2 separate regions of the Homo sapiens genome follow, and region 2 is linked to region 1. Evidence: chromatin loops called from intact Hi-C (ENCODE). Cell type or tissue: Caco-2. All regions are shown on one strand.

Evidence for each region. Peaks named below come from ENCODE experiments on the same cell type or tissue, not always from the same donor. Only the 100,000 strongest peaks of a DNase experiment are listed, where the experiment ranks them.
Region 2: it touches region 1 in a loop (3-fold over the local background); 5 of 110 quality-filtered maps call a loop at or near these places.

What each region holds. Positions count from the first base shown.
Region 1 is chr10:61,281,716-61,286,715 of GRCh38, reverse strand. No RefSeq gene overlaps it. Among named protein-coding and RNA genes, the nearest start is that of TMEM26-AS1, 170 kb to the left of the region's middle. In Caco-2, a CTCF peak has its summit at 2,228 (motif pointing right); no DNase peak of the experiment used is centred here.
Region 2 is chr10:61,015,522-61,020,521 of GRCh38, reverse strand. It overlaps LINC00845 (long intergenic non-protein coding RNA 845), which reads right to left and starts at 4,247. Exons shown (of 2, transcript NR_108052.1): 1 at 4,181-4,247. In Caco-2, no CTCF peak of the experiment used is centred here; no DNase peak of the experiment used is centred here.

The DNA of each region.
Region 1 (5,000 bases):
GTTCCTGGCCCCTGACTTCAATATCTACTGGTAAGTTATTTAATTTTAAGTGCCTCAAATAGTAATATTTAAAATATGTATAACTGTATCAAATTCTACCACCTTACTACAATTACAAAGAGAATAAAACAAAACAAGAAGTGACACATAGGAAAGCATTTTGGAATGTTCAAAATAAAGTTACTAGTATATTTAGACTGTTTTAGCTGGAAGTGATTGCTTAGTTTCCTGATGTCAGGCACTATAATAAGCAATTTCCTGATACTCTCATTTAATCTTCATGAAATGCTCATGAAGCATATACTGTTATAATGCCTACTTCATATATTAGAAATGAAGCAACAGGGTCACAATTATAAAATGAAGGAGTTAAGATTTGGATTTGTCTAATATCAGAACTGTTAGAACCTGCCTCAGCTAGATTACAAGACATTTTCATGTAGCATGGGAAGGAAATGATCTGTAATATTACAGAGTGATCTCAAGGGTCAATCCTCAATGGATATGCCACGAATGTGGTGGTTGGCAGTCTCTGAGATGGCCCAAGGACTCTCATGTCTTAGTATTCATGCCCTTATATAATCTCCTCCCCACGAGTAGGGGGAGATTTCACGGGTAACTTCTAATGAAGAGAATACAGTAGAGGCGATGAGATACCACTTGCTAAGATAAGGTTATAAAAAGACTGTGGCTTTCATCTTGAGCCTTCTCTCTCACTCCCTGTGGATCACTTCATCCTGGGGAAAGCCAGCTGCCATGTGTGTGAAGCAGCCCTGTGGAGAAGCCCACGTGGTAGGGAGAGGAAGCCTGCCAATAGCCACGCAAATGAGCTTGGATGCAGATCTTCTGGGGACTGCCAACAGCCATATGAGTGATCTTGCAAGTTGATCCCGCCCCAGCTGAGCCTTGATGACTGTAGCCTTGGCCAAAATATTGACTTCAGCCTCATGAGAGATCCAGGTAACCTGCTTCTGGATTCCTGAACCACAGAAAGTCTGAGATAGCAAATGTTTATTATTTATTGTTTTCAGCCACTAAGTCTCATGCAGCAATAAATAACGAATATGAATGGTAACCAAATGACTGGCTGGAGAACTAGAACCTTTTCAAGCCTGCCTCCTTCAATTCATTCAACAAATACTTATTGAGATATTACATGCCAGGCATTAGATGTGGTTCCTGCCCTCAAACTGCTGATCTTCTGATGGGGCATGATGTGGTGGGAAAAATTTTTTTTAAAAATTAAAAATCAAAATTCCTTTTAAACTTCTGGAAAATGATTAGAAAGAGCAGAGATATGGAGCCAGCCAGAAGGGCTCCAATTGCAGTCTCCAGATATGGGTTTTTGGGCTAACAACTCCTTTGAGCTTCAGTTTCTTCATCTGCACAGATGAAAACTACTTCTGAAAAGTTTGTAGAATTAAATAAAATAATGTATTAAAAATACCTGGCATGATACCTGGCATATATTAGTGGCTCAACAAATGCCGATTCTATGAGTATTACTCTTCATCTTTTTAATGTAGGGAATAATCATTAGATTGTGCAGCGTTGTTGAGTGTGCATAAAGAGATAAGCACAGGGCATGATCCATTTTAGATGCAACCAGAGTATTTATTTCTGTTAGTTTCTGTGGACCCTATAAATTATGTTATGACCATAGGAGATGAAAATAATTTTATGAAGAACTTTTGAGGTTCTAATTTTTGTTTAAAATGGACACTTTACTTCTTAAACTGAGGATCTGGTTATTGTTTGTAAAAGATCTTACTATAAGCCAGTAGAAAGAATGGAAAACATGAGTAGGATGGGACATCTGGAATCAAACTTTAGATCACCATATGCAACAAAGTAGAGTGAAAATGGGATTGGAGATCAGAAATTCTGAATTCTTCCTTTGCCTCTGAGTGTCCACTGATGTCCATCACCAAAGGGAGGTGTCAAATAGTTCAGTTCCTTAGGATTATACAACTTGATGAAGGGTTATCATCACAATTATTATTTATAAAACCCATTTCTACTACAACATAACACCATGAAGGATTAGCATTTCTCATAAATTTTCAAGAATTTGACCAACTTGCATCAGTTGCATTAATCTAATATTTATTAAAATTTCTAAAGTAATATCTGAAATTGGAAAGACACATACACAAGCCCAATATCTCCCAAAAAGTGAAAAATCAGTGCTAGACTACATTGGATTTTATTTCTTGAGGAACTAAACATGACCACTAGATGGCACTGGAGTCTGATTTCATCTTTCTATTTCCAGAACAGTCCGTGGGAAAACAACGGTAAGGCTATCATAAATTTTCTGAGTCAGTTACTTGCTTATCTGATGTGGTACAAGATAAAAAACATTTTTGTATTATTTTTGAAGTTCCTAGTAATCCCGTCAATAAATAAACATAATGCCTACTCTTAATCGGAAGCCAACCGATCTCACAAGTGAGTTTCATCATCCTTTGAAGAGCTTCCTGTAAGTAAATTTAAGTTTCTACAAATGAAATAAATTATAATTTACAACCAAAAAGAAAGAAAGAAAGAAAGAGACATGATGTGCCTTTGCCAAAGCGCTGACTCCTGCTGTTAATTTCCTCTAGCAATTCAAATTTCAGTTATGAAACATCTAGGACGGTACCCAGAAATTCATTCAACAAATATTTATTGAGACTTCTAGGATTACAAGGCCCACATAGACACTGAGAGGCAGTGGACACCTGCATGGAGTTTATTTTCTAGGGGAAGAATCAGACAATAAGCAAATGAATAGATACAATAGTTTTATATGCTATGAAGAAAATCAGTGGGTAATGTGATAAAGATAAATAGGGGCAAGCTGAGGCACCTTTGATAAGGTATGCAGAAATCTTCTCTGAAAAGGTGTTAAGGTGGAACTAAAATGACAAGGTAGAGTCATTCATAGAAGGAAGTTTAGCCTGGTCAAGGAACCAAGAGGCAATGAATAGGAATTTGGAGAGGCAGGCAGGCCAGAACATGGAGTGACTTAGAGTTTGTATTCATCTTATTGTACAAGCCACTGAAAGGTTTTAAGCAAGCAAGTTGCACAATCTGATTACATTTTTAAAACATCATTCTGGCTGCTAGTGGGGAATGGATTGTGTGACACAGGGTAACACTAGCAAGTGCTTAATAAATGAATGAATGAATGAATAAATGATGGTGCCTACTATGTGCCTAGTACCAACAAGGTGCTTTTGATTCGCTGAAATTCACTTTACACATTATCACACTGATAGAGTTAGACACTCTTTAGGCAGGTTCTCAAATTTGAGGGTCCATCAGAATCACCTGCAGCACCTGTTAAAACACAGATGACTGGACCACATCTGTTATCATGTTCCCCTCCACCATCACTTCCTCCCGCCACAGCTTCTGATTCAGGAGATCTGGGGTGGGGCCAAGAATCTGCATTACTAACAAGTTTCCAGATGATGCTGATGTTACCAATGTGAGGACCACACTTGGAGAACCACTGCTGTAAGAGGCTGGGCATAAAATGCCAGCAGCTGTTAAAACAAGCAAAAATAGAGAGAACTTATTTTAGTTCTGTTACAGTTCAGCCTTCTGGGTGTTAGAGACCACATTCATTCCTTTCTTGTATTACTAAAGTGGGAAATATCGTTCATTTCCTGACCAAGGATGATGTCCCTTTCTCCCTTACTAACAGAGTTCGAGTGTTGTTCAAGATTATTATTGTGTCCAAGTTCACAGTTGAATCAGGATTCACTTGAACCAAATGTACCAATTGGTACCAAAGCTACCAATTGACTTGGTAGCTTTGCCAGATTAGATACTCACTATCTCAGCCTTTCTTGCATGGTCATGGGACAGAGGTCTGACCAAGAAAAAGTAATGGAAGCCTGTTGAAGATTCTGAGAAAGACTTTCCTTTTTAATAAAAAGGAGAGCAGTGAGAAAAAAGTATTTATTTGTAGGAGACAAATCAGTGAATATTCTCATGCATAAATTGCCACAATTTAAAAAATGTGAATACCTGTCAGTCATGGTGTGCTGGTAAATGTTAACAACAGGCTCTCGGCAATGACAGGGATAAATTGCTGATTTTCATAGTGTAAATGCTGCCACGATGGCTGATTTCAGGCTATGAATGTGAAATCACTGAACACGGAGTTGCAAATAGATGCTAACAATTGGCTCTCAAGAGCCAGTATGAGCCAGTTTCAGCAAACCATTGCTGGAGATTATAAACCTAAAGATATGGTGCATCTTTCTCTGAAATACAAGGTAAGTAAGGCTAATTGTTCATGTTCTTGGCACATATTCTCTCCTGAAATCCAGTTGCATAAACAGCTGAGAAGGTTCAAGCACAATGTTTAACACAAGAGAAGACAACCAGATTTTTGGTTGAAGGAAAGTTCCTTGCCATGACTATTTACATTTTGTTAAAATGTAAACCTAAAAGTAATTTCCTGCACAATTTTATGCATCATTATAGGAAGCGTTTTTGAAAATGGGGTCTGCCTAAGACTTCTCAACAAACAATACTTCTTATGCAGTTACCTACATTTCTCCTTAGTGTTAAAAGAAAATAAAAGCAAACTATTTATTTGGGGGTAACTCTGAGGAATTAACAGGTTCAGTTCCTTCCGTAGAGCAGTTGTCAATGTCCTCTCCTTACTACATCCCAGTAGTCACTTAAGCATCTGCTCAGCTACTGTGCAAGGTTCCAAGGTCTTACAACAAATTTTAGCAAACGCTTCCTGTCCGTTACCTGACATCGCACTCTGCCCTCTAGTCAAAATGTTTTTTCTCAGGTCCTCTCTACCCTTGATGTGATGCCTTAGGATGAATAGTTTCTCACCTGGAACAGCTCATCGCCTCTTTCAGGTTTTCCCAAACTTCTTGGATTGCAAGAACAACTTGGGGAAGTTACAAATACAGATTCCTGAACCTCATCCCCTGATCTACTTAATCAGACTCTCCAAGAGAAGGAGCCTGGAAATATGTACTTTT
Region 2 (5,000 bases), 270 kb after region 1:
TTTTATGAAAAGTAAAAAGTTTAAATATTTACACTGGGGAGCAAATTAAGTTACTTGAGAATATAAGGATTTCACCCAAATAGACTTTAGAGCAAAACAATGCATTATGGTCTATTTCAAAACCACTGTTCTAGTCACGCATCAGAAACTTACTGAAGGTTTATCATATTCAAGACCCTATGAGGCATACTCTATGGGATATGCCTTCAAAGATCTCATCTTTTAGACTATTTTGTTTATTTTGTTTGTTTTTGTTATGAAAATAATAAAACAGACATCGCTTCCACAGCAGCTAGATTTAAGAAAGGTTAAATATTTATTAGCCTATTGTTATTATGTAAAAATCCAGTAGACATATCGACAACTCAGTTTTTCACTTAGAATTCTGTACACTCCAGCCTTCTGAGACATATGGCACTACAAACATTTCTGGTTTGCCAAACCGTCCATTAAGACTGCCTTTCAATTGAAATAGAAATGATACTTATGTACAAGGGTGATTTTACAGGAGTACATTTTTAAGAATTGTATTGCTTTTTTAAAGAAATGGAAGGTGAAGGAGAACAGGGATAACGTGCTAAGTGGTTATGAACTAGTGGACTATAGGAGACACAGCTGGATCCAATGCTAGTTTTTCCCCCTACCAGATACATAGACTTAGATGTGTTTTTCTCATCCATAAATAGACATAATTGTGCTATTGCCCTAATAGAGTTTTTGGGAGAATTAGATGATGTAATTGAAGCACTTAACACAATGATAGGAACAAAGAACTTATTCAATAAATGGTAGTCATCTTCATAATTATTAGAAATGAAGTAATCTGGAGAGGAAGAGGTAATATGTCATTTTTCAGGGATGCCATAACAATAATTTTTTTTTTTTTTGAGATGGAGTCTTGCTCTTGTCACCCAGGCTGGAGTGCAATGGCACGATCTCGGCTCACTGCAACCTCCAACTCCAGGATTGAAGTGATTCTCCTGCCTCAGCCTCCCAAGTAGCAGGGATTACAGGCGCCCACCACCACACTTGGCTAATTTTTGTATTTTTTTAGTAGAGATGGGGTTTCACCATGTTGGCCAGGCTGGTCTCAAACTCCTGACCTCCTGATCCACCCGCCTTGGCCTCCCAAAGTGACAACAATTTTTAAAACTGCAACAACAACAAGAATTTACATCACTATCTATACTTCCTTGGTATATTATTGTAAAGCAACTAAGTTTGGGTTGGGCTGAAGAATGAAGTGCAATTCCTTCATGATTAGTGATTTTGAGGGACTTTTCATGTGTCTGCTGGCCATTTATATGTAAATTAGTATAGCCATTAAGGAAAACAGTATCGAGGTTCCTCAAAAAATTAAAAACACAACTACCGTTTGATCCAGCAATCCTACTTTTGGGCATATGTTCAAAGGAAATAAAATCAGAATCTCAAAGAGATATCTGCATTCCCATGATCATTGCAGCATTATTCACAACAGCCAAGATAGGGAAACATCGTAAGTATCCATTGAGGGACAAACGAAGAAAGAGAATGTGAAATATATATAAAACACAATATCACTCAACCATTAAAAAAAGAAGGAAAGCTTGCCATTTTTGACAACATAGATGAACCCAGAGGACATTATACTAAGTGAAATAAGCCAGACACAAAAAGACAAATAATGTATGATCTCATTTATGTGTGGAATGTAAAGAAGTCAAATTCATGGAAGCAGAGAGTAGAATGATGGTTGCCCAAGTCCAGGAAGAGAGAGAAACAGGGAGATGTTGGTCAAAGGGTTCACGTTTTCAGTTATAAGCTTTAGGAATCTAATATACAGCATGATGACTGTAATTAATCATACCATATTGTATACTTGAAATTTGCTAAGATAGTAGATCTTAAGTGTTCTCAAAAATAAAGGTAACTGTGAGGCGATAGATGTGTTAATTAGATTCATTGTGACAATTATTTATTGACATATATCAAATTATCACATTTTTTCTTAAATATATAAAATTCTTATTTGTCAATTATATCTCAATAAACCTGGGAAAAAATAAACTTCACACATCTTTTATTACTATAAGCCATGTAGTTAAGAGATGTGAAATGAGTAGTTGACCTAAGGAAGAACCACATGTTCTGAAGAAACTGGGGATAATTAACTTGTTAAATAATTCACTAAAATTAACCATTGGTCATGTTGTGAACCCTTTGGTCATGGTTGAAAAGGTTATGTAAGACAGTGATGCTTACAATACAAAATTCTGTGTATAAAATTCCTTACTTGAGCTCAAAGATCCCATTATAAGACCCAGATTGGAGTTACACCAATGCAAAAAGGTAAAATAAGGGAAATGGCAATGTTCTGGTTATTTTTCTACCTAATATTAACTATAAAGATGAATCATAGAAAATTGCTTTTGGTAATAAAAAATAATTAAATAACAGTAATTTCATAAGGCAAACTAATAGTTTGGCTGGGCTTCTTCATGACATAGTCTGAGTTCAGCATAGCATTGCAAGTCTACATCACAGACCAGAATAACTTAAATCTATTCTTGTAAAGGCCATTGCCCAAGTGAAGAGGTTAGACAAAATAGCAAAGAACCAATTTTCTGAAGGAAGCTGAAGAACGTAAGTATAATAACATTATGAAAATGTAGTTGGCTATGTCAAATCTGCCATAAGAATGTATTTTCTTTAAAGCAATCCTTGCACAATCCTTAGACTGTCAATTATCCTCAAGTGGCCAATAATCCAATTCTACTGGTTATAAACTTGTATGCGTGTCAAACCCTCTTTTTGAATAATTTTGAGCTCTGAGCTAAATCCTTTGCTTTAAAAAAAATTAATTTGAGGAATGATAGACATAGCTAGCCTATATATTTCAGGTTCCTAGCTCCTTCCACAGCACATGGAAAACCTCACTTCCCAATGCACTTGCAGTTAGGCAGGACCACGGGGCTGAGTTCTGTCCGGTGAAATGTGAGCAGGGCTGAAAAACTGAAAAGGCCCATATAGCCCCCTTTCTTACTGTAACAATCAAGGAAGCCTTGAATTGAGATTTTGAGTTTACAGAGAAACAAAATCAAAAGACCTTAAATTGCCAAGCCACCTTGTGGAAGACAACTGAAGAATCATTCAAATCCCCTGGGTCTGCATGAGGAAGAAATTAACTTTTATTGTGTAAAGGCATTGAGAGATTGGAGTTGTTTGTTACCTCATAATAACCTAATCTATCCTGACTACAACTAACTTCAAAAACATACAGGGCCCAAACAACTGGTAATTCCTCAAATACTCTGCTTATTACTAGGCTATTAAAGAAATGCATATAAAAAGAATATTGAATGGAACTACAGTAAAATGACATCAGAAATTAGAATATAATCTTTTTAATTTTTTAATTCTTCAAATTTTCTCTACTTTGGAGAGTTGTTTAAAAAATTAAAAACAGAAAATTTAAACATCCCTCCCCACAGCATATGCCCCCTTTCCAGAAAAGTCTTGGATGTGTAGGTATTTGGTTTTGTTTGTTTGTTTTCGTCTTAAGGAAGAGTTAGTTAGGGTTGGAGACTGAAAATTTGCAACTGGGACCTGAGATTTGAGATCTAAAATCTTCAATCCTGTTTTATAAAAATGTGTCTAGAGAGGATTGGATTAAAGCCTTTGGAGAACCAAGCCCTGGAGATATTTTGTTTGGCCCTGATCCCTCTATCTATATGTAATTCAATATGGCAAAGCAAAGTCATAAATATGAGTAAGGAATTCTAACCAAGTTTAGATGTTTTTTCTTATAACTACACTGTTGTTCCTTATTTCTCTTTCTTATTTTTTAAAACATCAAAGATTAAACTGTTTTCAAAAGAGATTTTTTTGTCCATTATTTTGCTATAGCCCTAAGCACTGTGCCTATATAACTTAGAACAAACTACCATCAAGTGATCAAATAAGGTTTGTGTAGTCACTAAATTTCAGTATGAAATTGAGAAGAGTCATATACATATAAAAGAGGATAGTTTACCTCACAGAATAATCAAATTAGGCTCTTCTTAGTTATTTAGAACAAGATAGATAAAATATCCAAAATAGTTTCAAAAATCAACAAACAAAGTAATGTAAGTTTCACCTGTAGAGAATCAGTTTCTAGCCTTGCTTCTGGAGTTTTAAGCCAAATAGAGCTACTCACGTGCAATCCTGCCAATAAAAATGGACTAAATCCCACTAGCAAACACTGTCTTCAGTGTTCTCCCTTTCCTTCATCCTTGCTTCTTGCTCTCACCTACTCTACCCAAATTCTGAACTTTGGATGTTTGCACTTTTGAACTTAAACAAAAAGAATTTGTTCTCTGGTTTTTACGCCCTGGCATGCCTCAGGATTCTCAGTGTAAATGGCCTGCAGCCCATCCTGCTCTGCTACTGTTCTGCAGAAAAACTATTATAGCTACTATTTAGTGAGCAATTGCTATATGCTAGGCATGTGCTGAACACTTAATATATTATCACCTCAAAATAATATCCACCATAGCCTGATTGATGAGTATTTACCATATTATCATGATTGGGGCAGCGAAGAAACTTGAGAAAATTAAATGGCAAGAGACCAGGATTTGATCACAGATCTCAATTCTATACTTTTAACTACTACTTATATCATTTCTGCCACCATATTTTCATTAAAAATATATATTTACCAAGCACCTACTATGTTCTAGGTTCTGTGCTAAATAATGATTATAGAGATGTGAACATATAGACAGGGTCTCTAGTTTCATGGCAATTGCATTTTAATGGAGATTATGTCATAATATGTAAATAAATAAATAATCCCATTTTCAAAATTGGCTTTTAAAAATAGGTTAAAGTGATGTGGAAGGACTGGAGGGGTATGTGGCCACATTAGATGGGTAGGGAGGAAAGGAACATTGAGAAGGAACCAGTCATTTGAAATTTTGGGCTCTGAACATTCCAGAGAGAATTACAAGTTTACAGATGCAAGGTCAAAAATG